Regions from separate parts of the Homo sapiens genome. Here region 2 is linked to region 1. Evidence: chromatin loops called from intact Hi-C (ENCODE). Cell type or tissue: psoas muscle. All regions are shown on one strand. Region 1 overlaps ANK2 (ankyrin 2). Region 2 has its middle 75 kb from the start of MIR302CHG.

The links. Peaks named below come from ENCODE experiments on the same cell type or tissue, not always from the same donor. Only the 100,000 strongest peaks of a DNase experiment are listed, where the experiment ranks them.
Region 2: it touches region 1 in a loop (4-fold over the local background); 1 of 110 quality-filtered maps calls a loop at or near these places.

The regions. Positions count from the first base shown.
Region 1 is chr4:113,253,487-113,257,486 of GRCh38, reverse strand. ANK2 (ankyrin 2) reads right to left here. Exons shown (of 46, transcript NM_001148.6): 11 at 1,555-1,752. Among named protein-coding and RNA genes, the nearest start is that of MIR8082, 100 kb to the right of the region's middle. In psoas muscle, no CTCF peak of the experiment used is centred here; no DNase peak of the experiment used is centred here.
Region 2 is chr4:112,722,859-112,726,858 of GRCh38, reverse strand. It overlaps a transcript of ANK2 not described here. Among named protein-coding and RNA genes, the nearest start is that of MIR302CHG, 75 kb to the right of the region's middle. In psoas muscle, no CTCF peak of the experiment used is centred here; no DNase peak of the experiment used is centred here; H3K4me3 peaks cover 488 bases; H3K27ac peaks cover 495 bases.

The sequences.
Region 1 (4,000 bases):
TCATTTTTATAACATATATGCCAATGAGATAAATTTTATTGTATAAAGAAATGACTGTTAAGTTCTCGAATATTTTCAAGAAATGTATGGAGAATTTCTGGGATAAATGCAAGGAGGTAGCTCTGGGGTAAAGAAATGTGGAGAAGAAGTCTGTCAGGTACTTTCTAACTTGGCGAACTAGGCTAATGCCCAGGAATTGGGGCAAATTAAGTAAAATATGTTAAATGGCCCGGTGCTTACTCATCGTGTATTATATATTTTTTTTATTTCAACAATGTTCCTTTGTTATGTCTATTCTGCCAGCTAACAATTTCGCATGTCCCAACATGGACCAATCATCAGTCAACGTTTTTACACACTAGCAGTTCTCAGGAAAGCATATGGTCTTACTTAAGCTGATGACTTCTTATTTTTCACAATAGAGTGATAAACATAATTAATTGGTTAGGTCATTTCCCCTGTTTATGAGCTATACAACATGCCAGATATAAATAGCCACATGCACATGCAGCACTTAAAATATTTGCAATTAACAGGCTGTGATATTTTATAAGCTTATTGACCACTATCCAATTAAAAATTAATGTTTTTGACTCCCTAGACAAAATGAATGTTTTCACATAATTACATATAATCTGGAAAATATATTCACTTCCCACGTAATTATCAATAAATTGATTCCAATGGAAAAATTCTTGTAAAAATCATATTTAATATTTGATGATTCTAATGATGGTCTCTCAGCTTAAATACTGATTGTTTGAAGACCAATTTTAACAGACACAAACCATGTAAACACATAGAAAAAAAGGATTTACTTTTAGTTTGGGAATTAGGACACAAGAGGCATAAATTAGTACATGTCTAATACTTCCAATGATTATTGTTAGAAAATAAGTGAAGCAAGGAAGACTTATTCAATATCAGAACTGGGGAGACATAAAGCTGCTCTAGGGACAGCCTCTTGCAGTTTTCTCTTGAGCAGTTCCTGAAATGGTGTATATAAAATGCTCCCTGAAGCCGTAACACACTAGGCATAACTTTTCTATTAGCCTATGGTTGAGTAATCAAGTCAACAATGAAAATTTTCAATTGAACTCTGCATAGACTTACATTTTATACCCCCTTACATAGTCAAATATATTCACCATTAATTTTTTTTCCAAAAAGAGATTAATAAATTCAACTTTTCATACTCGTGTTCTAACTTTATCTAGAGGTATCTAGAATTTATTTTGTAATTTCCTATTTTTCAACTTCTATTTTCCATTTAAAACTGCTTATCACTCCAAAGGTTTCATATCTATCTGTTTGCAACTCACTAGTTTCAGAAATGTTACATTGGTGTTCTCTTAAATACATCTTTGCTCACCAGCATTTGCTAACAAACTATGAATGTATGAAGTACACAGGCTGATTGTGAAGGATGACAAATTTAGCAGGATTAACTACATATCTGTAACCTTGCATTGCTGGTGTATGCATGTTGGTCAATGAATGTGGGTTTGTTTGTCTCAATCTGTATTCAGTTAATGTGGACTGGGCCAAGTTTACCAGGGCTCTGGCGTTCGGATTGGCTCTCTTGTCTAAAAGGAGTTTGGTTACACGGTAGTGGCCACAGTGCGCAGCAACGTGGAGGGCTGTCAGGTAGTCTAGGGTGACATCATCAACAGGTGCCTTGTGCTGTAACAGGTGCTTCACACATTCCACGTGGTCTCCCTGGGCAGCCATGTGTAGTGGAGACAGCCCATTCTGCACATTAAAAGAAAACAAAATAATGTCCTTTTTTTTTTTCATTATTTTCAGGTTCCAAAGTACAGCAAAGTTGATTCTTGATCTCTAACACAGTTAGTGGCAGGGGAAAAAATAATTTCCATTTGACATCAGAATATACAGCAGACTATATTTCGCAGAGATGAACACTAAGAGATAATTTAATTTCATAATTATGCTACCATAGACAAAAATGCAAATTAGTATGTCTGTCATGCATGGTATGTGTGGCAATTTAGCCTGATTTTACAGTTATTAGGGCAATATTAAATACAGAAAAATAAATAATACCTAATGCTTCAGTTATTTGTATCCAACTCCATGCATAGCAGTCTGCATTCACTTAATCTCTCTGCCTGCATTTCTTATAAATACAGAGGGAAGTGGGTGAATGAGAAGCAAGTGGGCAGGTCAGGGAGGTATGGAAACTTTGACCATCTTTTAGATCCATGTTCCTCTGAAATTTTACAATTCCTTTTACCTATAGTATTAGGAGACTACTTGAATTGGACTTGGAGAAAACAGGTAGGTAAGGGCTAGAAGAGTGTGAGGCAAATGTAGGCCATGTGCCAATGACCTCACAACTTTTACAGTTGAGGATAATCTAAATTTGTCTTCATTAATATGGACCAAAACAGCTTTAGCCTTAATTCTAGAGTAAGGTCAACAGCAGGAACACAAGAAAGCAGGGTAATGCACTGTTCATCAGACTCGGTAAGACTCTCATTTTTTTTAAAGCTAAATAAATAAACTTTCAGGAAACAATATGTAAACTTAGGAAAAAACTAAATTTTAAAAAACAATTTGCCTATTAAAGAGATGGGACTATTGTCTTTTATTAATACCAATGCAAATATGGCCACTAGAAAAAGGATTGTTCGCCAAGTATCCAGTTTGACAGTCATTACATTCAACAAAGCAGAAATTGTATCTGGATATTTTACCAGAAAAGGCCCCCCGCCCAATATTCTCAACAAGGAAGGTGATTTCAACAGTGAGGGACAACAAAAACAAATACATTAATTCTTAATTGTGGTAGAGTATATGTGACTTATAAATTATTCATATATTTTGAAATAATCTTCATTCATAATTATTACTTTCATGTTTAGAAGTTCATTAAATAAGTTTAGAAAACAGCAACAGGCTGATGAGAAGTATTTATGCATTGAGGGGAAGATAATTGCAAAGTGTAGAAGAAATTCAAGGCTTGATGACGTTTGGACTGGAGTGTTGCATGTTTCTTTGAAAAATTAACATTCATTGATGCTGTTTTACCTATTTGAAGGTTATTTACGTGGAAAATAAAATATTCATCATCTAATCTTTTGTTGATTTTACGCATATTTACTTAGCACCTACTCAAGCCCTGTTCAAGTACTGTGGATACAGCAGGGAACACAACAGACAGGAAACCCCCGTCTCTATCGAGGTTACATTCTAGTGTGGAAGACAGACATACAATTTAAAAACAATAAGAATTAAAGTATATAGTATATTGGATGGCCATCAATGGAAAGGAGAAAACAAAAACACCGAATGGCCTAGGGAGTTTGTGTACGTGAGTGCAATTTTGATAGGATGTCCAGAAATGGCCTCACTGAGAAGATGAGTTTTGACGTGAAGGAAGTAAGAGAGCTAGTCTTGTTGACTTGGGGGAAAAACACCTGAGGCTTAGAAAAGGCAAGTGCAAATATATTGTGTTGGGATTATAACGGGCATGATCGATATCAATAATCGTAAGGAGAAGAATGTGGTTTAAGGCAAGTGATTGAGGAGGATGGATAAGGGGAGGAATTCAAAGAGGTGAGAGACCTTGCAGGTTTGACTTTTACTCAGAGAGACATGGGGTGCTGTTGGAAGGTTTAGGGCAACAGGATTACTCTTGCTGCTGTGCTGAGAATAGACCATATGGACAGAATGCAAAAGAAGGGAAGTCAATTAGGGGCCTCTTGCAGTCCTCCAGGTAGGGTTGATGGTGATCTGGACCAGAGTGGTAGTAATGAGATTGTTGGCAAGCTGCTGAATTAGTGACACATTTTGAAGGAAGAGGTGACAGTGTTTGGTGACAGAATGTGGAAAGTGAGAAAAAGAAGAGTCCAACATGACATGGGTATTTGGCCTGAGAAACTAAAAAAAATTAGATGGCCATTTGTTGAGATAAGAAGGATAACAGGAAGATTAGGTTGAGGGGTGGGTGTTATATCCAGTGCTTAATTTTGAGCTT
Region 2 (4,000 bases), 530 kb after region 1:
TTTTTTTGAGACAGAGTCTCCCTCTGTCACCCAGGCTGGAGTGCAGTGGCGGTGATCTTGGCTCACTGCAAGCTCCGCCTCCCAGGTTCACGCCATTCTCCTGCCTCAGCCTCCCGAGTAGCTGGGACTACAGGCACCCACCACTACACCCGGCTAATTTTTTGTATTTTTAGTAGAGATGGGGTTTCACTGTGTTAGCCAGGATGGTCTCGATCTCCTGACCTTGTGATCTGCCCGCCTCGGCCTCCCGCAATAAGAGAATTCTTAAAATAAGCTTAAATTTTAGCTCTGAACTATAAATACAGCATTCATTCTGCAACTTGAAAATTTTGGAAATCTATTCCCTTAGAAAAATGGCAAGGTGGGGGTGGGAAGAAGAATAATACTGAATACAGCTTGGAGACTCTATCTCCAATACGAATGTTCATCTAACTTAGAGAGGTACAGAGAGTGAAAATATGTCTGAGGTAAGTCAACAGAATCATCTGCCTTCAAACAAACAGACACTATGTCTACAATTACAGAGAAATATAATACCTACATTTTATTCATACCAGGATGCCTTTATACATACTCAGGCATAACTCGAAACATGATCTGTCCATCACCACCTCTCTGAGACCTTATTCCACCACTCTCCTCTCCTATCATGTTTGAGCTACAACTGGCTCTCTTCCTATTCCTAGAACACACCAAACTGGTTCCACTTTTTACCACTGGCATTTGCTTTAACATCTGCTGAAATGCTCTTTCCCCAGATGTGTGCTTCCTCCTTCACAGACTTCAGATCTCTGCTTGACTGTCACTTATCAGGGAAGTGTTCTCTGACCACCAAATATAAATCTACCCACCCCACCCCAAGTGCTCTGTGCACCTACTTGTTTTATCTTCTTCATAATCCTTCTTACTACCTGATATTTTAAATTTTTATTATTTATTTATATTTTTAAATTGGATAAAATCATGTAACATAAAATTTGCCATTTTCACATTTACACTGTTGTGCTACCAATCTTCGAGAACTCTTTTCATCTTGCAAAACTGAAACTCTGTACCCATTAAACAACAACTTCCCATTCCCCCAGCCTCCAGCCCTTGGCTACCACTATTCTACTTTCTGCCTCTGTAAATTTGACTACTCTAGGTACCTTATATATTTGGAATCGTGGTTGGCTTTTTTAACTTAGGACAATGTCTTTGGCCAGGTGCAGTGGCTTACGCCTGTAATCCCAGCACTTTGGGAGGCTGAGGCGGGAGGATCACTTGAGGTCAGGAGTTCAAGACCAGCCTAGCCAACATGGTGAAACCCTGTTTCTACTAAAAATACAAAAACAGCCGGGCATGGTGACTCGCATCTGTAGTCCCAGCTACTCGGGAGGCTGAGGCAGGAGAATCGCGTGAACCCGGGAGGCAGAGGTTGCAGTGAGCCGAGATGGCGCCACTGCACTCCAGCCTGGGCGACACAGCAAGGCTCTGTCTCAAAAAAAAAAAAAAAAAAAAAGACTGTGTCTTTAAGGCTCATCCATGTTGTAGCATGTGTTAGAATTTGTTTCCTGTTTTTTTTTTTTTTTTGTCTGGAGACAGAGTCTTGCTCTGTTGCCCAGGCTGGAGTGCAGTGGCGCAATCTCGGCTCACTGCAACCTCCACCTCCTGGGTTCAAGCAATTCTCCTGCCTCAGCCTCCCGAGTAGCTGGAACTACAGGCGCCCGCCACCATGGCCAACTAATTTTTTTTGTATTTTAGTAGAGACAGGGTTTCACCTTGTTGCCCAGGCTGGTCTTGAACTCCTGAGCTCAGACAATCCACCCGCCTCAGCCTCCCAAAGTGCTGGGATTACAGGCGTGAGCCACGGCACCCGGCTGAATGTGTTTCCTTTTTAAGGCTGAAGAATATTCCACTGTATGTATATGCCACATTTCGTGTATCCATTCTTCTGACATTTGGCTTGCTTCTACTTTTTGACTATAATGCTGCTGTGAACATGAGTGGACAAATATCTCCTTGAGACCCTGTTTTCAATTCTGCTGTGTATATACCCAGAAGTATATTTATCCCTCTAGAAGTGGGACTGCTAGATCATAGAGCAGCTCTATTTTTAATTTCTAAAGAACATTCATAATGTTTTCCACAGTGGCTAAACGATTATTTATTCCCATCAGTAGCACACAAGGGTTCCAGTTTCTCCATGTCCTTTCCAACACTTGTAACTTTCTGGGTTGTTTTGTTTTGTTTTGATAGTAGCCATTCTAATGGGTATGGGATGGTGTGGTGTGTGTGTGTGTGTGTGTGTGTGTGTGTGTGTATGTGTGTGTGTCTATATATTTGTATCTTTATTTTCTTCCTTTCTTTTACTAGAATGTAAACTCCATGAGGGCCAGGATTTTGTTTTTGTCACTGCTGCATTCCTAAAACTTTTAACCTGCCTAACACATATTAGGCATCCAAAATATATTTGTCAAATGAATCAATAATCTCACATTTTCAAGATTTTTCTGGCCGGGCATGGTGGCTCACGCCTTTAATCCCAGCACTTTGAGAGGCCGAGGGCGGCGGATCACCTGAGGTCAGGAATTCAAGACCAGCCTAGCCAACATGGTGAGACACTGTCTCTACAAAAAATACAAAAATTAACCAGGCATGGTGGCATGCGCCTGTAGTCCCAGCTACTCTGAAGGCTAAGGCACGAGACTCACTTGAACCCGGGAGGCAGAGGCTGCAGTAAGCTGAGATCGCACCACTGCACTCCAGCCTGGGTGACAGAGCGACACTCTGTCTCCAAAAAAAAAAAAAAAAAGATTTTTCCTGTATTAGCATTAGTACTCAAACTGAAAACATGAGAGAACAGTTATCGTAGGAATTATGATACAGAGCATGTCTAACAGATTCCCTTTAATGTTTTAGGGTATAAAATTATAATCCTTGTCTTTACTGATATTTTAAAATGTAAACACAGTATAATTTTAGTAATGCAATGCATATATCATATCAACTAAAGAATAAATTCTGTCAAAGCACATTCTCATTAGTTGTCAAGAACCATATTTGTTTGTTCCTGTGATCATCATCTAACTGTGACCTTTGTTGTTAGGTTCTAAAGAAATGCTCTTAGGTGGCAATGCTTTTGATCACCATAAAAACATTAACCAGGAAATTTATATCAAGTCCTTGACGAGACAGCTAATTAAAAAAAGATCTTGCCGGGGGCGGTGGCTCGTGCCTGTAATCCCAGCACTTTGGGAGGCCGAGGAGGGAGGATCACCTGAGGTCAGGAGTTCGAGACCAGCCTGGCCAATATGGTGAAACCCCATCTCTACTAAAAATACAAAAATTAGCCGGGCATGGTGGTGGTCACCTGTAATCCCAGCTACTCAGGAGGCTGAGGCAGGAGAATTGCTTGAACCCGGGAGGCGGAGGTTGCAGTGCGCCGAGATCGCGCCACTGCACTCCAGCCTGGGTGACAGAGTGAGTCCGTCCTGCCCACCCTGCTTCCCCCACAAAAAAAAATCTTGAGGAGCCAGGTGTGGTGGCTTGCACCCATAATCCTAGCTACTCAGGAGGCTAAAGTGGGAGGATCACTTGAAGCAAGGAGTTCAAGGAAAAGAACTTGAAAACTACTTTTCCTCCCTTCCACTGCAGTAATGAAACTAAACATAAGATTCAGTAAACAGGAGCAAGTAACCAGTAACTTAATTCCAGGTTCGTGAGATCTATGATTCAATCTAGTTCCAGCTGTGTAGGTGTATCAGAAGTTGTTGACTGGCTACATATTTCTCTAATGTCTCCCAACCAAAACTTAGTTTCGTTGGATGGCAATGAGCCCAGACTCAATACATGGCATTCTTTCCTTCATTTCTAGAGAACTTTTTTCTCTTTTTTTTTCTTTTCCTTTTTCTTTTCTTGACACAGGGTCTCTGTCACCCAGGCTGGAGTGCAGTGGCGTGATCATGGCTCACTGCAGCCTCAAACTCCTGGGCTCAAGCGATCCTCCTGCCTCAGCTTC